Linked DNA regions of Homo sapiens: region 2 is linked to region 1. A link is a loop called in an ENCODE intact Hi-C map of the cell type or tissue named here. Cell type or tissue: heart left ventricle. All regions are shown on one strand.

Region 1 (8,000 bases):
CACTCTAGGTTCCCACGCCGCCCCTAATCCCGCTCGAAGCAGCCCTGAGAAACATCGTCCATTCTCTCTCCATACCACCCCCCAAAAATTTTCACTGCCCCAACACTTCAACACTATTTTATTTTTCTTATTAATATAAGAAGGCAGGAATGTCAGGCCTCTGAGCCCAGGCCAGGCCATCGCATCCCCTGTGACTTGCACATATACACCCAGATGGCCTGAAGTAACTGAAGATCCACAAAAGAAGTGAAAAGGCCCTGCCCCGCCTTAACTGATGACATTCCACCATGGTGATTTGTTCCTGCCCCAGCTTAACTGAGTGATTAACCCTGTGAATTTCCTTCTCCTGGCTCAGAAGCTCCCCCACTGAGCACCTTGTGACCCCCGCCCCTGCCCACCAGAGAACAGCCCCCTTTGACTGTAATTTTCCATTACCTTCCCAAATCCTATAAAACGGCCCCACCCCCATCTCCCTTCGCTGACTCTCTTTTCAGACTCAGCCCGCCTGCACCCAGGTGAAATAAACAGCCCTGTTGCTCACACAAAGCCTGTTTGGTGGTCTCTTCACATGGACGCGCATGAAAGAAATGTTCATCTCATCCAAAAACACCCACACAGTAACATCCAGGGTAACCTTTGACCACACGTCTGGGCACTGTGGATAAAATTCACCATCACACCAGCCCGGTGGATACATAAAATTCATCATCACGCCAGTCAAGTGGACGCATAAAATTCACCATCACACTAGCCAAGTGGACATATGAAATTCACCATCACACACTATGAGAAACTGAATCACAGATGGTAAGGAAATGAAGTCACAGGTCTATGTCAGTGGTTGTCAGTTGGGGTGATTCTGAACTCCATACCCAAACCCCAGGGGGCATTCAGCAATGTCTGCTTGTACTTTTGGTTAATACACCTGGGGAGAGTACTACTGGCATGTGGTGAGTAGAGGCCAGGGATGCTGCTTAACACCCTACAATGCACAGGCTGCTTCCCATAATAAAGAATTACTTGGTTCAAATATCAATAGTGCCAAGATTGGGAAACTCTGATATGCAATAATGACAAAAGTTATAACAGGTAACTTTATGACTAGTTAGACATTTAGAATGTTGTTGATTTTATGACTAGTTTAATCATAGTGTATTTTTTTAAAAGTAAGTATATATGTTTTATTTTATGAATATTATATATTTGCAATTGTATTTTGATACTTTTGCATGTTATTAAGTGACATCTCCTCCTAACTGTGTCTATGTATATATTGATCTCTCATCTATCCCATTCAGGAGGCTCCATCCTCATGACCTCATCACCTCCCAAGGGCCTCACCCCCTGACACCATCATCTTGGGGGTGAGGATTTCAGCATAGGAATTGTGGGAGACACAAGCATTCAGTTCATTGCACATGGTTGTACAGTTTTGTAAAATCCCCCAAAGTAAGATACATTCAAATTCATTTTCTGAAAGATGACTTCTGAAATTTTGTAAGCTTCAGCTCCCACAAAACCTGCATCTAATCCTAAATGCAAGGAGTGTATTCCTGGTTTTGATGGTGGTAGTTATGGCCACGGTTGTTTCTGACTTTCCAGTCAAGGAGATCCTGCGATGATCTGAGAAGCTAATGCACAGGATTCAGTGAGGAGTGAACTTGTTCATCTGTAGAATGTGGATGGCCTTTCTTTCCTTCTGGGAGCCAGCTCCCCTGTGGAGGAGAAATTCACCAAGTATCTTTTTTATTTTTAAATTTAATTTTATCTTCCTAATTTTATTTTTTTAGAGACAGGGTCTCATTCTGTCACCCAAGCTGGAGTGCATTTTTTATTATTTATTTTATTTTCCTAAGTTTATTTTTTTTAGAGACGGGGTTCTCACTCTGTCACCCAAGCTGGAGTGCATTGGTGCAGTCATAGCTCACTGCAGCCCCCACCTCCTGAGTTCAAGCGATCCTCTTACCTAAGCCCCCTGCGTAGCTGGGACTGCAGGTAGATACCACCAGGCTTGGCTAATTTTTAAAATATTTTTAGAGATAGGGTCTTGCTCTGTCGCCCAGGCTTGTCTCGAACTCCTAGGTTCAAGTAATCCTCCTACCTCAACTTCCCAAAGGGCTGGGATTAAAGATGTGAGCCACTGCTCCAGCCACGCCAAGTATACTTGTTCACCATTCTCCAATGCCCTTCATATCTGTATACATTTTATTTTGTTGGATCAACAGAAAGGATTTGGTTGAAATTCTTTGACTATACTCTGTGCAGGTATTGCAAATTTTGGTGACTATTACAGTGTCAGTTGCAGGCTAATTGTGATTTAGATTCAGAATTATGACAGATACAAAGTAGGAAGTTCATGACAGCATTCCTCTATTTGCAATTTTAAGCAAATTCTCCTTATTCTTATTTTTTGAAGGTCTAATATCTATTGGGATTTAAATTTGCAATGTGAGATAATGATGCCCTGTTTCCTAAAATACTATAAAAATAAGTTTTAGCCATATTTTCCATATTAAAAATTAAATTGCTGCCTAGCGAAGACCTCTGGAGCCAGGCTGGAGAATAACTGTGCTTATTGGCTGTCTGTTACAGTTTGCCCAGGACTTTTGTGGTTTTAAAGCTGAAGGTCCCACATCCTGGGGAAACCCTTAGCCCCAGGCAATTCTAGAAGTTTCCTCGCTGTCGTAGGAACCTATGTGTTATCCCATTCAGAGAGTCCTTGATTCAGACTGTGGTTGTCTAATTGTTGCAGGGCAGGTGAGCCCCCAAACTGGGGGCTTAGCTTGGGAGGGTTCTTGGCTTCACCCAGGAAAACATTTCAGGGTGAGCCCGTGGTGTTAGACAGCAACTTGCAGAGCAGTGGCGTGATCTCGGCTCACTGCAACCTCCACCTCCAGGGTTCAAGTGATTCTCCTGCCTCAGCCTCCTGGTAGCTGGGACTACAGGTGCACATGACCACACCTGGCTAATTTTTGTATTTTTAGTAGAGATGGGATTTCACCATGTTGACCAAGCTGGTCTCGAACTCCTGACCTCAAGTGATCCACCCACCTCAGCCTCCCAAAGTCCTGGGATTACAGGCGTGAGCCACCCCCACTTTCACTGAAGTGGCAGTGCACAGCAGCAGCAGCAGAGGTCCTGCTCCTGGCAGAGCAGGGCTACCCAATAGGCAGTGCGTCCAGAACAGCAGCTCAGAGGCAGTGCTGGAGTCATATGTATACCCACTTCTAATGGCATGCAAATTAAGGGGCAGATTATGCAGAGATTTCAAGAAAAAGAGTAGTAACTTCCATGTTCTTGGATCATTGCCACAGAAAGGGGCGGTAACTTCCAGGTGTTGCTATGGTAACAGTAAACTGACATGGCACTGGTGGGCGTGTCTTATGGAGAGGAGCTATTGCTATTGCCACTTCCCTATTTTAGCTAGTCTTCAGTGTGGTCCAAAGTCTAAGTCCCTGCCTCCGGAGTCAAGTTGGGTCTCCTACTTCATAATGAATGGCCTCTTAGGTGATGAAGATAAATCGATTGGTCTCTTTTTGTTTCACACGAATCCACCACATATTGACTGGGGAGTTTGGGATGAAGATTTAGACGACCCAACAGAGAAGTCCCCTCAAAAGCCCATGGGGCCACTCTTCTGAAGCTCCACTTCACCTGCTTCCGCACACCCCAGTCCTGCCTGATACTCAGCTTTTCTTTCTCTCGTGAATAGAGACACACGTTTTTCTCCCTTGACACCATGGAGGTTGGGATTCTGATAAGGATTAGAATGCTACAGATCAATCCTCTAGTACAGTCCTTCTCAAAGTGTGGACATTTAAGGCTGGGTGGATGATCCTCTGGGGTGGGGTGTCCTGTGCACTGCAGGGTGTTGAGCAGTGTCCCTGGGTTCCACCCACCAGATGCCCGGAGCACCAACCACCCCGGTTGCGACACCCAAAGCTATCTCCAGACATTGTCGAGTGTCCCTGGGGACATAGTTGCCTGTGTGGAGCACCGCAGGGTCAGATGAACACAGCAAGGACCACTGACAATGTGAGCATCTGTGTCACCCTCTGCTGTCACTCGCCGGAACCAGAAGGGACGATTTGCAGCCGGTACAGCTTTTTCCCATGCCGAGCTTCCTGCAGAGGCTGCTTCCCAACGCATTGGAAAGTCCCTGGCTCTCGGAGTGAGTCTCAGATCCTCCTGGCTTCATGGGTCCAGCAATTAAGTATTGCCACATACCTTTTCTTTTAGCTCTAAAAATTGTTTGTGGACCTGGGAATTAAAAAGAAAAGAAAAGTGGCGCTAAGCAGAAGAAGCCAGGAAAACCCTGCTCCATTGTTTTGCAGACGGAGACGAGAGAGAGAGAGAGAGAGAGAGAGAGAAAGCAATCCCGACGTTATGAGAATCGGCTGCACGACCATCCCATGCCTTTCAGGAAAACCAACACAAACGCCCCAGTGGAGACATTTTTAACCATTGTAAAATTTTCTAGAAATCTCAGGCATGACTGGTTCTTTTGTGGCTGGCGAATCATATTATACGTGGTGCTGGTGCATCTTGCAAAACGCTTAAAAGATAAGTGTACCACATAGATTTGAACATTGCGAATTGGAACATTTAAAAAAAATCCATGGTTGCTTAATTCTTGGAAACAGAAACAATTTAGTTTATACTCATTTGAACTGTAAACCTAGCTAGTCGTTTGTATACAGAATGTTTGCGGGTATTGCTGACTATGGCTTTGTGGATTATGAAACAGCTATAATAAATCAACAAGAAACCTTGGCAGATTTAGTTGTCTTCCTCCTTTATGCAGAGCTTTAAAAAATGTTTTATGTAATAGGTGCGTGAGATCTTTTCTGTTTAAACAGTCTGCACAAGAGGGCAGTGTATACCACTTAACAAGGTTTTCCCTGGGGACGTGGAAGTTTATTTGTGGTGGCAGAGAGGGAGGTTCAGTAGATTTTTCTTACTCCGCTATAGAAATAACTTCCCATAGAGAATTATGACTCTTATGTATCTATTATTATTGATATTTATTATGTATTTTATAGAATAAACATAATTCACCTCCACTTTTAGAAGATACAAGCTCTTTTCTTTCACTAACTCAGGAATCCAATAGTGAGACACAACTTTCCCTATGCCACATTTACTGTTTGGCTCAGATGAAAATATCAATTAGCCTTTAAAAAAGAAAAGAAAATGTCCTATGAATAAATATTCATGACAAGATGTCCATGCGAAGAGCTGATCATCAAAATACCTAGCACAGTTCATGAGGCTTTTTCCTCTAAAAAAGCATGAAATTCATCTTTTGAGGTACATTTGGCTTCCACCAATGTTGTTTTTGAGTGTTGACAAGCAAAAGTTAGATTTTTAGAGAAGGCTGGTGTTGTTGGTAGCAAAAGTAAAATCATAATGAAATTTTAAAAGATTTATTTCTTCAAGGCTTAGGTTCTTCATTTATTTATTTTTGAGACAGGGTCTCACTTTGTTGCCAGGCTGGAGTGCAGTGGCGCGAGCTCGGCTCACTGCAACCTCCGCCTCCCAGGTTCAAGTGATTCTCCTGCCCAATCTCCCCAGTAGCTGGGATTATAGGCACTCACCACCACACCCAGCTAATTTTTGTATTTTTAGTAGAGACAGGGTTTCACCATGTTGCCCAGGCTGGTCTCAAACTCCTGACCTCAAGTGATCCGCCTGCCTTGGCCTCCCAACGTGCTGGGATTACAGGTGTGAGCCACCACTCCTGGCCCCCAGGCTTAGGTTTAGTAAGCAAACAACAACTAAAAAAACAAGATAAAAAATGACATGGAAAGATAAGTTTATTTAGACAAGTCATTTAAAGCAAATCCGGGTTTAGAAGAAAATTTAGATTGCAAGTTTCCTGAGGGCAAAAAAAACCCTTCTTTTCATAGTTCTTTTTTATTTTTTATTTTATTTTTTATGAAAAAAATTAGAGATAGAGTCTTGCTATGTTGCCCAGGATGGTCTCGAACTGTTGGGCTCAAGCAATCCTCCTGCCTTGGCCTCCCAAAGTGCTAAGAGTACAGGTGTGAGCCACCACACCCAGCCTATGGTTCTTATATTTTATAAAGTATGTAATGTTTTCCTCATTTTTTGCATCTTTTCCTTTCTCCCTTCCTGTATCTTTTCTTCCTCAATATCACAATGAAAACATATTGTAAGGGCTGCATTGCCTGATGTATGAATTTCTAAACAGGGCACTTTGAACAAAGAGGATTATCTGTGGCATCAAAATTCAAGTCACCACTAGATCTTGTGATGGTCTAGTCCCATCGCATAAAGTGAAATCCTGCATTTCCAATCTAAAGCTTTCCAGTGCTTTCAGGTTGTGAAATTAAACAACTTGGGTACTTTTTAGATAGAAGCAAAATACAAATGGAAGTAGGGGGCTAAGGATTTCTCATATTTTTTGGTTTAAAAAATAATCTCCAGCCTGAGCAACGTAGTGAGACCCATCTCTAAATTTTTTTTTTTTAAATTAGCTGGGCATGGTGGCATGCGCCTGTGGTCCCAGCTACTTGGGAGGCTGAGGTAGAAGGATTGCTTGAGCCCAGGAGTTTGAGGCTGCAGTGAAGCTGTGATTGTGCAACAGAGTGAAACTCTCTCAAAAACAAACAACAGCAACAACAACATTTCAGTGACAATGATGGCCTTAGAGGCTGGGTACCTTAGAAATGATACATCTTCATGTGCATAGAAAGATCCCTTCCTTCCTTCCTTCCTTCCCTCCCTCCCTGCATCCCTCTTTTCCTTCCTACCTTCCTTCCTTCCTTCCTTCCCTCCCTCCCTGCCTCCCTCTTTTCCTTCCTTCCTTCCTTCCTTCCTTCCTTCCTTCCTTCCTTCCCTCCCTCCCTCCCTCTTTTCCTTCCTTCCTTCCTTCCTTTTACCTTTTCCTTTCCTTTTGGGGTCACACACTTAACAGCTAGTTTAATTTTGGAGGGTCTCAAGTTTGATCAGAAAAAGGCATGTTTATCCTTTAAAGAAGGCAACAAGAGTTTCTCTCTCTGTCTGACTTTACACCTCCACAATTTCACCAAGACAGAGATTTTTATTGGGTGAGCACATATACTTAAAAGAATTACTTGAGACAAAAATGAAGAACTTCATGGAGAGTTGAGGGTCTTGGAATGAGCAGAGTGACTCTTGGTGAACTCCACCTTTCCCATCTTCCAAAAAAAACCAAAAATCAATTCACTCTGAGATCTAATAATACCTCTGAATTGATCATCTACAGTAATCAAAGCATTCAGGCCATGAGAGCTGGTGTCTATGTTAGGGGTTCTGCATAGTAAACTGCAGTACACATTGAGAAAATATCATCGTCTCTAAACATTTGTTTCTCTGGGCTGATGAAAGAGTAAAGATGTCTGAAGAATAAAAAGGATGACTGTGTGGAAACATGCCCTGCCAACTTGATAAATTCACCAATGATCACAATTGAGTGTCTTATGTAATGAAAGTTGGCTCATTAAAGAATACCCATGTGCCCTCTGGGCATGCTTTGGATTGGCATCCACTTCTGTAAGCCAGGTTGTTTGAGAACAGATGAGTTAACTCTGCAACCAGAAGATTTAATGTGCGATTTTGCTCAGGGCTATTTCGCTGAGACACAGAAGATGGCAACAAGATCTATGCGATCTTTTGCCATGAGGGCAGCAAGTGGATGTGTCTCAGCAAATCTTTTAGAAGAATGCAGAACCATCTGACCAGGTTTCTGGAAATGTTCAGCTCCTCGTCCTGCCTGGAGAATCCCGTGTCTTGCAAGGCTGTTAGCAAGGAAGCACTCCCTCTCCTTGAGCTAAGGATGGCTTTTAGTGAAGGAAGGAAGGGAGGGAGGGAGGAATCTTTCTATGCACATGAAAATATATCCTTTCTAAGGTACCTAGCCTCTAAGGCCATCAGTGTCACTGCTTTTCGAAAACAAATAACATCACTGTCCAACTTATAAAACTCTTCTTCAATATAAATCTAGAACCTTCTGG
Region 2 (8,000 bases), 300 kb after region 1:
CCAACCACGTGGAACTGTGAGTTCATTAAACTTCTTTTTCTTTATAATTTACCCAGTCTTGGGTATGTTTTTATCAGCAGTGTGAAAACGGACTAATACAGATGGATTGATAGATAAATAGATAGATAATCAACAGATATATAGATAGATAATAATGATAACAGATAGATGACCAAATAGATGATAGGTGGATAGATATATAGATGATAGACAGATAACAGATAGGTGGACAAAAAGAGAGATAGATAAATAGATGACAGACAGGCACACAGAGTCTCTCATGCTAAGGCAGGGTTTTGCAGTTGAGCTGGCACTGCTGACATTTCGGAGTGGATGATTCTCTGTGGTGGGGGTGTCCTGTGCACTGTAGGGTGTCGAGCAACATCCTTGGGCTCCACGCACCAGGTGCCAGTGAGACCACTCAGTTGTGACACTGAAGAATATCTACAGACATTGCCAAGTGTCCCCTGGCATAGAACAAAATCTCCCTACCTTGGAGACCATTGTTCTAAAACTCATAGAGCTCTTTCACTCGTCATAGACAGCATTTGTCTGACCATTTTTATTGTTTCTCAAAATTATGACCTGAATTCTCTCAATTGTTTTGATAAAATTGACGTTGTAAATGTCTTCAAGAGTCTTAGGTTCATTTCCCATCTTAGAAACAAAATAAAGGCCGGGCACGCTGACTCACGCTTGTAATCCCAGAGCTTTGGGAGGCCGAGGCGGGAGAGTCACTTAAGGTCAGGAGTTCGAGACCAGGTTGGCCAACATAGTGAAACCCTGTTTCTACAAAAAAATACAAAAATTAGCTGAGTGTGGTGGCCTATGCCTGTAATCTCAGCTACTCGGGAGGCTGAGGCAGGAGAATCGCTTGAACCTGGAAGACAGAGGCTGCAGTGAGCTGAGATTGCACCACTGTGCTCCAGCCCAGGGGAACAGAGCGAGATTCTTTCTCAAAAAATAAACACACAAACAAAAAACAAAATAAGGTGAGTCCCTATCATTTTCATTTTAAAGAATTTTCTACATTTCTTATTTTAATTTTGCATGACAACAAACACATTCAGGTTTGCATTTGAATGTGTGTTGCTGAAAGAATTAAAAATTAGCGCTCAGCACATTTCACAAAGCCCACACACGTTATGCAGCTATACGGGTTGATCAAAGTCCCTTATACGGGTTGATCAAAGTCCCTTAAAAATTTCAAACTAATTATATATATCTACCCTCTTTTTGCACACCAAAGAACATGCTTCCAGGAAAGCCAAGCAACCCAAGCTCAGATGTTATTGTCAATGCTGAAATTGATCTAATTTCTTCCAGGACAAAAGAAGTCCACTGCATGTGCCTTGGTCCTACAGTTAAATCTACACGACCATTTCCATATCAACTGGTTGGACATATCTACTGACCACAAAGGATGGTGAGGATCTGGGAATAAGCCACCCAATCCACTGTGGATCACCAAATTGAGTTATTCAAAGCACAAAGCAGCTCCTTCTGCAACCTACCAACTCAGGTGTATATTTATCAAATGTCTGTATCATAGTCTCTATCTTATGGACTTGAATTAGACAAAGCTTTACTAGTTGTGGGAACATTGTTCAAAAAAGAACATCTCCAATATGGTCGCATTGAAAATTCAGGGACTTTGGAAGAATCATGTACTTTCTCATTTTATTCCTGTCCAAATGTCGCTTAAATGAAGAAACAGCGATTGAGGAATCCCCCACAAGGGGAAGAAATCCTATTTTCACATTGAATTACTCTTGGATGTTTGATGGGCTGAAAAAGTCTTTGATCCTCAAAGAATTCTGACTTTATAACTTTCAACATTCATGCTCTTTTACTAGGTTGCTATTCCATAAACTAAAGTGGTATTTTACCCAAAATCTTGTGGTCAAAGATTCTGTTATCTTTTTTTTAATGCAAGAAAAAATACACATGCATACACACATACTTACCTAATACATGCACACATACACACACATATACACATACATGTGTGTGTGTTTGTATTAGGTATGCATATTTTTTTCTTGCATTAAAAATGAATAGCATATATATTGGTAGACTAGCAAAAAGCAATCTCATTACAGAATGAAAAATATAAAAGGAAGATAAGCTCTTAAGTTTTCCTCTAAGGGGTGAGCCCAGGGTTTATTCTATCAGTTCCATTCTGACTATTACTAATGTTGAGTGGGTTGAGGCATTTCTCCCCTTCACCTGCTTTCCACTGAGGTGGGTGGTGTTCTTTACAGTTGGCTAGCCACATGGAGGTCTATGGCCAATAAAAGGATTAATGACAACGTGCTTAGAGCTATTATGTGCTTAGGTTATTATCCCAGACCACCTAGACACCAACTCTTTCAGTGTCTCAAAGTGAAAATGAGCACATCCTTGTAAGATTCTCTGCTTTGGAACCTAAAAATTGGCTTTCAGCATGGCTTCAGCCAACTCATAGGTTACATGTCATTTTATAAGCAAGTGTGCTAGGTGGAAGAACTGAGGTTGAATCCTCTATCTATGGGACATCTCAGAATGTTTATAAATTCAGCTGTGTCTGAGGAAACCACCAAAGCATGAACTAGAGCATTGAACAAAATCTGGGATGGGTCAAACGTATAAACTCTTTTATTTTGGGAAATGCCTCTATATAGCCCTCATATTACGAAGGCAAACTGTATCCAATTTGGCCAAAAGTAAGTGAAAGAGCTCTCGTGCTCCGAGGGGTGATGTAAAAGATGGCTAATGTGGAATGTGCACAAATGTCTTAAGTTCTTGGTGCTCTTCCCAACATTGTCTTCCTCTGAGTTATGTTTAGTCTGAGACATAAGATTAAAGCATTACTTTGCCTGTATACGTCTCTGTCTTGGACATATGTGCCCCCAGGTGCTCTATATACGCCAAGGATGGGTGGGGAGGCTGAGAACTATCTGCATTCTGCCGCCAGATTAATCTTATGAAAATACCACTTTGATCACCTTAAGGTAGGAAAAGCCCTTAATCACTCTCCTCCACCAACAGGAAGAAATAAACACTACACAACCCATCATTTAAAGCCCACTGTACTAAGGCTTCAATCACCTCTTTTGAATTATCCTCCATTTCTTTCCAAACAAATCTTTCCCCAGAAAAGTTGTCTATCATTGTTTATAAAGACTGCCTCTTGACTAGACTTGGACTTGAGAAAGAGCCAAGCTATGCAAACTCAACCTCTCCTTCTAGGAACGCATGAACTGAATGAGCTTATATTCTTGTAAGATTTCCCCCTTTTTTCCCCTAAACTTTCAATGAATGGAAGTGAACTCCTGTGACTATCTTACTATAGCACAGCAGAATTTATTACAAAGGTTATTTGTGTTGGCTTCTCTTCAAGAGGGTTTATTTTATTGAAATGTCAAAACAATTTCCTATAAGGTTATTTCAGTTGGAAGGCAAGCCTTTGATAATATAATCACGTGGTTGTGCCTATCCAGAAGTCTCACGGCTGGGATGAGGCAAGTGGTGAGGAACTCATGTAAAGAATCAGGGATTGTCAGTACAGTTCAGAAACAGAGAGGCTCTGGAGAGCCAGAGGACCTGAGTAGGAAGCTTGTTCCTATAGTTGTGAGGTCTGCAGTTGCTGAGAGTCCTGGAGACAAAACCAGGGCCAGTGCTGAGGTGTCAGCCCACCCATGTTTTAGAACAGGTGCATCATTCATCATCAAAGTATCTTCATGTGGAGGCTAAAGTAGCTCCATCTTGAATGCTAATCCACCATGTTGACTTCTGATTGACCCTAGTTCCAGGCATGCCTCTAAGATTTCTATTCTATCTACTGTTCCTTGTGTAAGAGCATGTTCTTGCCATAAATCCTGCCCTTAAACAATCATCCTACACACCCCTTACTCCATGGTATATAAGTCCTGGGTTATTTGGGGGTAGTGGTGTGGAGATCCACCATCTTCTCTCTCTGCCATCCAAGACACAAACATGGCTTCTGTTTTTAAGTACCTATGAAATGTTTTGGGGTTTTTTTTGTTTGTTTGTTTTTTCTGAGAAACTAGATGTGTCAGCCTCTCTCTTTGACTTCTCAGCTTTCTTGGACTTTTGGGGAAAGGTTTGCATAGGCCTGCCTACTGCAGAATACCTCATCCCAAAATTCAAGCCAGGAGGACAAAAGATGAAGACAGTGTCAGAGATGCAAAACCCAGCCACCAAGCCAACAATCCAGTCAACCAAGAGATATCCCATCAACCCACAAACCCAGAAAGTTTTGGGTAAGACATCTGGGCTGAGAGGTGAAAGTTTCATGTTAAGGTTAATGACATGTAATGGCACATGTGCTGAATAATGCCAGTCCAAGTGTGGGCTGCCCTCTGCTGTCAAGTCCAGACAATCAGGGGACATTACACCCATTATCTGTCCAAAGTGAGTTGAGTTTCTCCAGGATCTAACCCTGTCACATCACCTTCATCTTCTTGTCCAAACCCCATTGTTGTGAACAATCAGAACAAGCCTCATGAAGTCAGTCATGGTCTCTGTAGCAGCAATAGCCCCAACCTTCTACAGACCCTCCAAAACACCTAAGATGGAGACCATGAATGCTCCTTAACTTCTTCCAGCAAGTTCAAGATATTCTGATGTGCGTGCCCATCTTGAACACATGGGCAGACGAACACGGTTAGAGCCTGGAGTTGTTTAGTATAAAATACAGAAATTTAATCTTTACCTAGGAGATAGAACTTTGAAAATAAAAGGAGCTCTGAGGATGAACAAGGAGTCATTCCGTCATTTCTCTAAGTGAGGAATCCAACATCAATGGGGTTAATAATCGCCTCTTGGTGACGTTGCTTGATCAGAGACAAGCCAGGAGAAATTCTCCAGAAATCCTGTCGGCTGAGTTCTTGCTCCTAAACAGCTCTTGGAGATCCAACTCTATTACACTATAGGACTGGTATTTCTTGAGGGCTCTTAGGGGGAAAGCATATGTAACTGGTGTGTCGAACAAGCATGACTCATTGAGTATAATCACAAAGCAATTTTATTTTATCTCTTACTAGCTCTTTCAAATATATTCAGTGGGGCTTAGCGAGCAGGGAGAGTTTTGTTGGCCTCCGGAGGAAATGATAGCCAGTCCTGTAACTTTTCTTCAAGCACACAGTGTCTCTCTTTCTCCCTGACTCCCTCCTTCCTTCCCTCTCTCTCCTTTTCTCCTCTCTTTCTCCATCCCTTCCTTCCTCTGTTTATCCATTTGTTCCTTTCTGTCTGGCTCTCTTTCCTTCTTTCTCTTTCTCCCTCCCCCTCTTTTCTTTCTCTTTCTCTTTCCTCCTCCTCCTCTTCCTCCTCCTCCTTCTCCTTCTTTTCTCTCTCTCTTTCTCCTTTCCTTCCTCCATTCATATCTCTCTGACTATCTCATCTCTCTCTCTGTCTGCTCTCCTTCTCTTTCTCTTAATCTCTTCTCCCTTTCTCCATTTCTCCCTTCTCTCTATTTACCATTCGTTCCTCTATCTCTCTCACCCTCTTTCCCTCTCTTTCTCTTACTTCCTTCTCTTTCTCCCCTCTGCTTCCTGTTTTTCTTTCTTTCTCTCTCCTCCTCCTCCTTCTTTCTCTCTCCTTCCCTCCCCCCTCTCTTCTTTTTTTGGTCCTTTTTATATTTCTCCATTTCCCCCTTCTTATTCTCTCCTTTCCTCTCTCTTTCTTCCTCTTTCTCTCTCTGACTCTCTGTCTCACTCTGCCTCCCTCTTTTCATTTTTTTCCTTTCCTTTCCTCTTTTCTTTCCTCTCCTCTCCTCTCCTCCCCTTCCCTTCCTTCCCTTTCTCTCTCTTTCTTTCTCTCTCTTTCCTTCCTTCCTTCCTTCCCTCCCTCCCTCCCTCCTTCCTTCCTTCTTTCTCTCCCTTTCTTCCTCTCTCTTCCTTCATCCCTCTCTCTTTCTTCTTTCTTCTCTCTCTTCCTTCCTTTCCTTCTCTCCCTCTCTCTTCCTCCATTCTTCTCTCTCCTTCTCTCCCTCCATAAAAACGTGTGTGTCCTCTCAGCATCTTCCACCTCCAGGTAGGAATCATTGAGTCAGAGAAGGATATTAAGAGAAGGCAGCTTTGAGCTTCTTTTCCTTCCATCCAGTAGCATAGGCTCATGTGCAGGAGGAGGGGGAGCCTGCTTGGGTCATGTGACAGGCTCTCTTTCCATTGTAACTGGAGCAGTGATAGACAGAAGTCCTTATTTCTCCCCAAACCCCCTGTAGACTTTGCAGTGGGCTCCTAACCAAGTGGGGAGGGGCACACATAAATTGCTCCTTAAATGCCCAAAGTCATCATCTAGGAGACCCTGAGAAGGATGCTGAGAAACAATGAACTCTGAGCTGTTTTGCAATATCAGGGTTTCTTGTGTAGCCCCATGGAGGCTGCGTAAAGTGCTGGCTGCATGTTCCTGTGACCTTGCAGTTTTTGGCATCTTATGCCATGAGTGGGGGTTGCAGCTGCTGGCTGTAGGTACAGCCAAAGGTAGCAACATTGACACTCGCAGGCCACTGAGGACCTTAAACCATGACTCCTCTGGCTGCTGGTCTAGGTATTTTGCCTTATAAAGGAAGGGGCTTCATTTCAGTGGCCAAAACAGAAATTTAACTGAGCCTCACTGGGCTGAAATAAGGGTGTCTGCAAGAATGGTTCTTCTGGATGCTCCATGGATGAATCTGTTTCCTTGCTTTTTCCAGCTTCTAGAGGTTGCTGTATTCCTTGGCTTGTGGTGCCTTCTTTCTTCCTGCATCACGCCAACCTCCACTCTCTTTGTCACATCTCCTCTTTCTCTTTTTCTGAATCCCTGCCTTCCTTCTATAAGAACCACTGAGACTACATTGAATCCACCCAAATAATCCAGAATAATCTCCCCATCTCAAGATTTTTAACTTGATCTCATCTGCAAAGTCTGCTTTACCATGTAAATCAACATATTCATTGGACATGGACACCTTTGGGGCCATTATTCTGTCTACCACATGGGGATTAGGATGTGGACATCTCTGGGGCCAGTATTCTATTACATGGGGATTAGGATGCAGACATCTTTGGGGACATTATTTTTTCCACCACATGGGGATTAGAATGTGGGCATCTTTGGGGGCATTATTCTGTCTCCCACATGGGGGATTAGGATGTGGACATCTGTTCAGTTCTGCAGACCTGGAGGTAAAGAGTTTAACGTTGCTCAAGGAGAGGTCTGGGCTTTGGAGTTGGCTAGAATTTAACTTTGCTCAAGGAGAGGTCTGGGTTTGGCGTTGACTCTAAAACTTGACATCTAAGCCTTTGGAATGTGTGCCAAACAAAGACAGGAGTGTATTTGTTTCTGTAGGGGTGTTGGTTCACACTGGGCAGTCTAACAGTGTGATTTGGAGTCAGGGTAGCCACATCCATTAGTAACAATGGGATTCAGGTTCCATGGTATTGGTAGACTTCCAGTGAGACTGGAGAATGATCAGCCACATAGACAATTAATCAATCACAATGAAGCCTCAGTAAACACTGAACCCCAAGGCTCAGGTGATATGCCCAGTGATATGGTTTGGATATGCTTCAAATCTCATGCTGAAATGTGATTCCCAAGGTTGGCAGTGGGGCCTGGTGGGAGGTGATTGGATCCTGTGGGTGGATTTTTCATGAATAGTTTAGCACCATTCCCCTTCGTACTGTCCTTGTGATAGTGAGTGTGCCCTCATGAGATCTGGTCATTTAAAAGTGTGTAGCCCCTCCTCACTCTCTCATTCCTGCTTCCACCACGTGAGACACCTACTCTCCCTTCACCCTATGCCGTGACTGAAAGCCTCCTGAGGCCTCCTGAGAAGCAGATGCCAGCATCATGCTTCCTGTACAGCCTGCAGAACTGTGAGCCAATTAAACCTCTTTTCTTTATAAATTACCCAGACTCCATTTATTCTTTATAACAAGGCAGGAATGGACTACTACACCCAAGTTGGCAACACTTCATGCATATTGCCATACACTGATGCCTAGAAACCAACA

What was found. A loop is a pair of places that touch in the nucleus more often than their neighbours do. Peaks named below come from ENCODE experiments on the same cell type or tissue, not always from the same donor. Only the 100,000 strongest peaks of a DNase experiment are listed, where the experiment ranks them.
Region 2: a loop joins it to region 1, with 8 times the contacts of the local background. A loop is called at or near these places in 15 of 110 quality-filtered maps.

The regions. Positions count from the first base shown.
Region 1 is chrX:3,545,726-3,553,725 of GRCh38, reverse strand. No RefSeq gene overlaps it. Among named protein-coding and RNA genes, the nearest start is that of SNORA48B, 17 kb to the right of the region's middle. RefSeq lists an enhancer at 143-1,094. In heart left ventricle, a CTCF peak has its summit at 4,862 (motif pointing right); no DNase peak of the experiment used is centred here; H3K4me3 peaks cover 955 bases; H3K27ac peaks cover 648 bases.
Region 2 is chrX:3,241,510-3,249,509 of GRCh38, reverse strand. No RefSeq gene overlaps it. Among named protein-coding and RNA genes, the nearest start is that of LINC01546, 26 kb to the left of the region's middle. In heart left ventricle, a CTCF peak has its summit at 4,406 (motif pointing left); no DNase peak of the experiment used is centred here.